Regions from separate parts of the Homo sapiens genome. Here region 2 is linked to region 1. Evidence: read pairs that join two places in POLR2A ChIA-PET (ENCODE). Cell type or tissue: B cell. All regions are shown on one strand. Each heading gives the region's core, and the rest is flanking DNA. Links, peaks and the distances in the headings are about the cores only.

What was found. ChIA-PET counts read pairs that join two places held together with the same protein. Peaks named below come from ENCODE experiments on the same cell type or tissue, not always from the same donor. Only the 100,000 strongest peaks of a DNase experiment are listed, where the experiment ranks them.
Region 2: POLR2A ChIA-PET joins it to region 1 with 5 read pairs; 3 of 35 experiments call an interaction of 5 or more read pairs at or near these places.

What each region holds. Positions count from the first base shown.
Region 1 is chr7:74,412,364-74,416,749 of GRCh38, reverse strand. No RefSeq gene overlaps it. Among named protein-coding and RNA genes, the nearest start is that of GTF2IRD1, 39 kb to the left of the region's middle. In B cell, for the core only: no CTCF peak of the experiment used is centred there; no DNase peak of the experiment used is centred there.
Region 2 is chr7:74,239,698-74,244,083 of GRCh38, reverse strand. It overlaps RFC2 (replication factor C subunit 2), which reads left to right. Exons shown (of 11, transcript NM_181471.3): 6 at 838-938; 7 at 3,989-4,146. Among named protein-coding and RNA genes, the nearest start is that of RFC2, 13 kb to the left of the region's middle. In B cell, for the core only: no CTCF peak of the experiment used is centred there; a DNase peak (open chromatin) is centred at 2,083; H3K4me3 peaks cover 1,019 bases; H3K27ac peaks cover 605 bases.

The DNA of each region.
Region 1 (4,386 bases), core at 155-4,154:
TTCAATCCCCACCCCCAAAACACTGATGCTCCAAGCTTTATTTAATTTTCCCAAAGCTGGACCCAGGGCCACATCCCAGGAGTGACCCAGAGAAGGATGTCCCCCCAACCCCTACCCAAACCATGATTCCCAAGATGTTCAGCTGTGACCCCTGCCTGGGGCTTATGTTACCACTTTATAGATGAGAAAACTGAAGCTGGGGAGGGAAGGGCTCTGCCCAGGGCCACAGGCTGGTTACTGCCCAAGTCAGAGTTGGAACTTGGGTCTCAGCTGCTGCAAGGTGCTGCCTTTTTTTTTTTTTTTTTTCTGAGACAGGGTCTTGCTCTGTTGCCCAGGCTGGAGTGCAGTGGCACAATCATAGCTCACTGCAACCTCGACCTCCCAGGCTCAAGCAATCCTTCTGCCTCAGCCTCCTGAATAGCTGGGACTACAGAGTGTGCCACTGTGCTTGGCCAGTTAAAAAAAAATATATATATATAGGCTGGGCGCGGTGGCTCATGCCTGTAATCCTTGCACTTTGGGAGGCAGAGGCAGGTGGATCACCTGAGGTCAGGAGTTCGAGACCAGCCTGGCCAACATGATGAAACCCCCCCTCTACTAAAAATACGAAAAAATTAGTTGGGCGTGGTGGTGGGCGCCTGTAATCCCAGCTACTCAGGAGGCTGAGGCAGGAGAATCGCTTGAACCCGGGAGGCGGAGGTTACAGTGAGCCAAGAACGCACCACTGCACTGCAGCCTGGGCAACAAAATATATATCTATATAAAATATTTAAAAATATATAAATATATATAATATTTTAAAAATATATATATTTAAAAATATATAAATATATATATATTTTTGGTAGAGATGGGACTCTCACTATATTGTCCAGGATTGTCTCAAACTCCTGGCCTCAAGCGATCCTCCCATCTCTGCCTTCCAAAGTGCTGGGATTACAGGTGTGAGCCACCACACCTGGCTGAAGCTGCCTCTTGATCACAAATCTACAGTCCTGTGAGTTATAAGGTGGTACTAGGCAATTCACCTACATCAGAATTTATAAAAGGAGGCCCCAGCTGTTGGTGATGAGAAAAAATGAGCGAGGAGAATTGCTTTAGGGCACTGTCTTAACCTCACACTATTGAGGCTCTAGGTGGGATAATTCTTTGTTCCGGGGCTCTGTCCTATGCATCGTAGGGTATTTAGCAGCATTCCTGGCCTCTGTTCCCTACATGCCGGTAGCATGCCCCCGTTGTGACCACCAATAACGTCTCTAGACATTGCTAAATGTCCCCGAGGGGGCAAGTATCCCCGGTTGAGAACTACAGGTTTGGACAGAGCTGTGTGGCGAATCCCACCTTCCAGGCGAGGGTGGGGTTGCCATCCCCCAGCTGAAGCCTCATAGGCGGGGTGGGCCTCCTTGGAGAGCTTGTTATCCCTCCCTGGCAGTGGATGGGTGCCTAAGATTTTAGGTCCTGAATTGAGGCTATGTTTGCGATTCTTTTTTTTTTTTTTTGGAAACAGGGTCTTGCTCTGTTGCCCAGGCTGGAGTGCAATGGCATGGTTATAACTCACTGCAACCTTGAACTCCTGGGCTCAAGTGATCCTCCTGCCTCAGCCTCCCTAGTAGCTGGGACCACAGGCATGTAGCACCATGCCCAGCTTTTTTTTTTTTTTAGATTTTGGGGTCTGGCTATGCTGCCCAGGCTGGTCTTGAACTCCTGACCTCAAGCGATCCTTCCACCTCTGCCTCCCAAAGTGCTGGGATTATAGGCATGAGCCACCGCATCCAGCCTCGCCCACTTTTTGAGAGCATGATGAAGTGGAAGGGCCTGTCCAAGTTTTTCTCCAGTAACGGGCAGGTCAACCCCTACTTGGAGAGGTTTAAGGACAAATTGGGAGAGAAAAATAAAGTTGCTGTTAAGACTATGCCCTGTGAATCCTGCTTGGATCTTTGCCTTTGGCATTCTGCCAATTATATTTTATATAATGTGCGTAGATGTGTATTTCCTTTTATTTTTATTTATTTATTTATTTTTGAGATGGAGTCTGTCTCTGTCACCCAGGCTGGAGTGCAGTGGCACAGTCTCAGCTCACTGCAACTTCCACCTCCTGGGTTCAAGCGATTCTCCTGCTTCAGCCTCCCAAGTAGCTGGGAGTATAGGTGGTGCCACCACATTGGCTAATTTTTGTATTTTTAGTAGAGACGGGGTTTCACCGTGTTGGCCAGGCTGGTCTCGAACTCTGGACCTCAGGTGATCCGCCTGCCTCAGCCTCCCAAAGTGCTGGGATTACAGGCGTGAGCCACTGTACCTGGCCTGGATTTCTTTTTATTTATAATATTTGGAGTTCTTTTTTTTTTTTTTTTTTGAGCTGGAGTCTCACTTTGTCACCCATGCTGGAGTGCAATGGTGCGATCTCAGCTCACTACAACCTCTGCCTCCTGGGTTCAAGAGATTCTCCTGCCTCAGCCTCCCGAGTTGCTGGCATTACAGGTTCCCACCACCAAGTCTGGCTAATTTTTGTATTTTTAGTAGAGACAGGTTTTCACCATGTTGGCCAGGCTGGTCTTGAACTCCTTACCTCAAACGATCTGCCTGACTCGGCCTCCCAAAGTGCTGGGATTACAGGCGTGAGCCACCGCGCCTGGCCTGGATTTCTTTGTACTTTGCATTCACATCTTTCATCAATTCTGGAAGTTTCTCAGCTGTTTCCTCTTTAAATAATGCTTTTCTTCAATTCTATTTTCTTTGCCACCCGATTAGACCTATGTTAGGCTTTTTATTTTATTTATTTATTTTTTTGAGATGGAGTCTCACTCTGTCGCCCAGGCTGGAGTGCAGTGGCATGATCTCGGCTCACTGCAAGCTCTGCCTCCTGGGTTCACACCATTCTCCTGCCTCAGCCTCCTGAGTAGCTGGGACTATAGGCGCGCACCACCACGCCTGGCTAATTTTTTGTATTTTTTAGTAGAGACAGGGTTTCACCATGTTAGCCAGGATGGTCTCGATCTCCTGACCTCATGATCCACCTGCCTCGGCCTCCCAAAGTGCTGGGATTCCAGGCGTGAGCCACCGCGCCCGGCCAAGACTTTTTATTTTCTTTGTGTGTTATTTATTCAACAAATTATTTGTTGAGCATGAATCCAGGCACAAGTCTAGGCATTTGGAATATGTAAGCTCGCCGTGTGGTTTACATTCTAGATTCTTTTATTTTTAATGTTTTTATTTAGAGACAAGGCTTCACTCTGTTGCCCAGGCTGCAGTGAGTTGACATGATTATAGCTCACTGCAGCCTCCAATTCCTGGGCTTAAGCGATCCTCCAACCTCAGCTTCCAGAGTAGCTGGGACTATAGGCATGTGCCACCATGCCTGGCTAATTAAAAAACAAACAAACAAACAAACAAACAAACAAAAAACCACATTTGTTTATAGAGATGGGATCTTGCTATGTTGCCCAGGCTGGTCTATAACTCCTGTGCTCAAGTGATCCTCCCATCTCAGCTTCCCAAAGTGCTGGGATTACAAGTGTGAGCCACTGGGCCCAGCCATCATGCTACTTTTTTTGCATAGCTCACACTAAATAAAGATCATCACCATATCCAGGTTTCTTCTATCCATAATGCTTACAATTTTCAAATGTCTGAGATGTCATGTCTTCTAGATTTTCCTGGAAGAATATTTTCTTTTTCAAAAAAAGGTCTTGTTCTGTCACCAAGGCTGGAGTGCAGTGACACGATCATAACTCACTGCAGCCTCCAATTCCTGGGCTCAAGTGATCCTCCTGCCTCAGCCTCGCTAGTAGCAGGGACTACAAGTGCACACCACCATCCCCAGCTAATTGTTTTATTTTTTTGTAGAGATGGGGTCTCACCATGTTGCACAGGCTGGTCTCAAACTCCTGGACTCAAGTGATCCTCCCACCTTGTCCTCTCAAAGCACTGAGATTACAGGCATGAGTCACTGCACCCACCCCTGGGAGAATATTTCCTAAGAGTGTGCTCTATCTGGGTATTTTTCACTGTGGAACCTCAAGCAGGGTCTGGGGTCTGGGCTGTCTTGTAATTTTCTTTTTCTTTCTTTCTTTTTTTTTTTTTTTGGAGACACAGTCTCACCCGGTCACCCAGGCTGGAGTGCAGTGGCGAGAACTCAGCTCATTGAAACCTCACCTCCCGAGTTCAAGTAATTCTTTTGCCTCAGCCTCCAGAGCTCCAGAGTAGCTGGGACTACAGATGTGCACCATCACCCCCAGATAATTTTTGTATTTTTAGTAGAGACAGGGTTTCGCCATATTGGCCAGGCTGGTCTCGAACTCCTGACCTCAAGTGATCCACCTGCCTTGGCCTCCCAAAGTGCTGGGTTTACAGGCATGAGCCTCCCCGCCCGGATAGTCTTGTCATTTT
Region 2 (4,386 bases), core at 295-4,294, 170 kb after region 1:
AGTTGACGTTTTGCTGTGTTGGCCAGGCTGGTCTTGAACTCCTGACCTCAAGAGAGCCACCTGCCTCGGCCTCCCAATGTGCTGGGATTACAGGCATGAGCCACTATGCCTGGCCATTAATAACTTGCTTTTTTTCTTCTCTTTTTATATACTATCAATGTTTACACAGTTGAGATCATAATATATATAATTTTTGTATCCTGGTTTTTCCTTTTAATGTTGTAGGCATTGCTCTACATTATGATAATCTGGTAAACAGGCTTTTTTGTATTTTTTAAAATTTTTTGTAGAAATAGAGGTCTTACTTTGTTGCCCAGGCTGGTCTCGAACTCCTGGTCTCAAGCGGTCCTCCCGCATCAGCCTTTTGAGATGGGAGGATTGCTTGAGCCCAGGAGTTCGAGGCTGCAGTGAGCTATGATTCCACCATTGCACTGCAGCCTGGGTGACAGCAAGAACCTGTCTCTTTAAGAAAAAAAAAAGAATAAAAAAGGAAGAAAGAAAAGTTGGCAGCTGGTGTCATGATTGTTCTCCTGAATTTGTGTCATGAAGGACTGGAGAGAACCAATTCCCACAAGTGTGATGGCAGCCCTTGTAGATCGTGGTTTTCGTGAGTTTCACTTGAGGGTTGTTCTGATGCTGTAGGTACTAAATGCTGTTTGCACAGTCTTTGAGAGAGCGGCCTGCAGGTGTTAGCATTAGAGGGATGGCCTGCGTACTTCCAATGAGACCCTCATTTAGGACATTGGATGTGTCTTATGTCCTGGGTTTTTGTATAGGGAACGATTTGTGTCACATGGTCTCTGGGTCCCACTTGCAAACTTGTGTTTTTCTTCTCAGCATGACCGACGGAGCCCAGCAAGCCTTGAGGAGAACCATGGAAATCTACTCTAAAACCACTCGCTTCGCCCTTGCTTGTAATGCTTCGGATAAGATCATCGGTGAGTGGGAGCTTTCGGTGGCTGGGGGCCACGTGGTGCTCAACTGGGCTTTTTTCTTTTTTATAGATGTGGTCTCCCTCTTCGCTCAGGCTGGAGTGCAGTGGTGCCATCACAGCTCACTGCAGCCTCAAACTCCTGTGCTCAAGTGGTCTTCCTGCCTCAGCCTCCCAGTAGCTGAGACTACAGGCCTGTGCCACCACACCTGGATTTTTTTTTTTTTTTTGAGACAAAGTCTCACTCTGTCGCCTAGGCTGGAGTGCAATGGCACGATCTCAGATCACTGCAACCTCCACCTCCAAGGTTCAAGCAATTCTTGTGCTTCAGCCTCCTGCGTAGCTGGGATTACAGGCTCGCACAACCACACCCAGCTAATTTTTTTTTTTTTTTTTTTTTTTTAAGAGATGGGGTTTCACCATGTTGGCCAGGCTGGTCTCAAACGTCTGACCTCGTGATCGCCTGCCTCGGCCTCCCAAAGTGCTGGAATTACAGATGTGAGCCACTGCACCTGGCCTCGCCTTGGCTCTTTAGCGCTGGAAGAGTAGGGATTTTTTTATTGTGTAGCATGGGCCAAGCACTATATAATCAAGTTTTTAAATTTATATTTTTTTAATTGACAAGGAGAAATTGTATATATTATGCACATGTTTCCCATTGTAATCAACTTTTAAATTTAATCTTACATAATCCTATGAGGAGGTATTATTCGCTTCAGTTTAGAGATGAGAAAACTGGAGCTTATCCTGATGTTTAGGATCTAAGGAAAAAAGAGAAAGAAAACGAGCTTGGAGAGGTTGAGTAGTTTCCCCAAAGTCAGAGCAAGTGCAAGAGCAGCTGGGATTGGAGCCCCAGTTCTATCACCCTCTTGCACTCTTGGAGGCACAAGGATGTTGTTGATGTCCCCTGCACGGTGTCACGATCACAGTCGCTCTCCAGATACCTTCTTGTGCTATTCATGTGCTCTGAGTACTTGGTATAGGCAGTATCTGTACATTGGAATTTGTTGCCTCCGGGAAGCTCCTCTCTCAAATCCTGCAGTCCGTCTTTTCTCTAACCTTACTGTTTGCCCTTCCACCTCCCTCCCTGCAGCCTGTCTGCTTCTGCATGGGTTTGTCCCGCCCCAGGTCCCAAGAGTGCTCTAGTCTGTCAACTTCCTGCTGGTTTCACATCCTTCTCTTTCTTTTTTTTGTAGAGAGAGTCTCGCTCTGTCGCCCAGGCTGGAGTGCAGTGTTGCGATTTCAGCTCACTGCTATCTCCGCTGCCTGGATTCAAGTGATTTTCCTACCTCAGCCTCCTCAGTAGCTGGGATTACAGGCATGTGCCACCATGCCAGGCTAATTTTTGTATTTTTCTTAGAGACGAGGTTTCACCATGTTGCCCAGGCTGGTCTAGAACGCCTGGCCTCAAGTGGTCTGCCCACCTCGGCCTCGCAAAGTGCTGGGATTATAGGCGTGAGCCACCACGGCTGGCCCATCCTTCTCTTTCTGACACAGGCTGCCTGCACAGCCCAGCTGTCCTCTTTCCTCATTTTTCATTGCTCTCTCAGCCGCTTTCTTTGCCTCACTTCTGCCCTGCTGAACCCCAACCATATGAGCTCATCCATCTGACAACCCCCTTGCCACCCAGGCCGCTGTTGCCGACGAGCGCATTACCAAATATGGCACCCACAAAGTCATGGCTACCAGCCCTGGTGGGGCTCTCAGCAGTGTCAAGAATCCTTTGCATTCTTTTCCCTTCCCAAAATCGCACTGATTTGTGCATTGATTCATTAACCCATTCACCGAACGCTTAACTCTGGTTCTTAGTAGCCGCCAGGCACCATGCTAGTGGAGAGCTCGTGGAGTTTAATGAGAAGTATTCTCCACTTTGCAGATGCCAGCAATGAAATGGAGAAAAATGCATTCCTAGGTCTTGATTTGGCAGGGCACAGTGGCTCATGCCTGTAATCCCAGCACTTTGGGAGGCCGAGGCAGGTGGATCCCCTAAGGTCTGGAGTTCGAGACCAACCTGGCCAACATGGTGAAACCCCATTTCTACTAAAAATACAAAAATTAGCCGGGTGTGATAGCGTGCGCCTGTAATCCCAGCTACTCAGGAGGCTGAGACAGGAGAATCACTTGAACCTGGGAGGTGGAGGTTGCAGTGAGCCTAGATCACACCACTGCACTCCAGCCTGGGCAACAGAGAGACTTGGTCTCAGTAAAAAAAAGAAAGAAAGAAACTGGCCAGGCATGGTGGCTCACACCTGTAATCCCTGCACTTTGGGAGGCTGAGGCAGGAAGACTACTTGAGGCCAGGAGTTCGAGAGCAGCCTGGGCAACAGCAAAACCCTGTCTATGAAAAAAAAAGAAAGAAACTGGGTTGGCCCATTCAGATTGAATTGTCATGTGCCCAGAAGGGCCAACATCCAGCACACACCAATTCCAGAGTCCACCTGGGCCAGGGCTGACTCATCTAACAGCTTGTGGCAGGCACATGGATGTGTTTCTACTGGAGGATCATTTCCCCGTCTGGAAGCCGTGGCTAGCCAAGGCCATGTGGGCAGTGCCAACTGAGGCCTCTGTCATTGCTTATTGGTTGACACCTTGACATATCACCCTGTGTTTACCAAGTCTCTCTCTCTCTCTTTTTTTTTTTTTTTTTTTTGGAGACACAGCCTCGCTCTGTTGTCCAGGCTGGAGTGCAGTAGTGTGATCTTGGCTCACTTCAGCCTCCAACTCTCGTGCTCAAGCGAGTCTCTTGCCTTAGCCTCCTGAGTAGCTAGGATTACAGACGTGCGACACCACACCCAGCTAATTTTTGTATTTTTAGTAGAGATGGGGTTTCACCATGTTGTCCAGGCTGGTCTCAAACTCCTGTCCTCAAGTGATCCTCCCGCCTCAGCCTCCCAAAGTGCTGGGATTCAGGCGTGAGCCCTCGTGTCCGGCCTACCAAGTCTCTATTGAGTGCCTGGGGCTGTGTGGATTGTGCAGCTGCAGCCTTATGACCAAAGAGCTAGCAGGATGATGCCGGCCTCTGCAGGGAAGCCTCACTACTGTCCCGTCTCTGTTCAGAGCCCATTCAGTCCCGCTGTGCAGTCCTCCGGTACACAAAGCTGACCGACGCCCAGATCCTCACCAGGCTGATGAATGTTATCGAGAAGGAGAGGGTACCCTACACTGATGACGGCCTAGAAGCCATCATCTTCACGGCCCAGGGAGACATGAGGCAGGTATGTGGGCTGCTACCATTCAGGCGTGGGCATCCTGTGCCTGCCATGCCCCTTCCATGGGGAAGGGGAGGGAAGTGACAGCTGCACAAGGTACAACAAGAGAAAGAGACAGAGACCTGGCACCCTCCTGGGACAGTGGGCTGTCTAGCTCGGACTCCAAGAAGAGAGGCAGGGAAGGGCAGAGCTTTAAAAGTCACCCCGGAGGCTGAGGCAGGAGGATCACCTGAGGTCAGGAGTTCA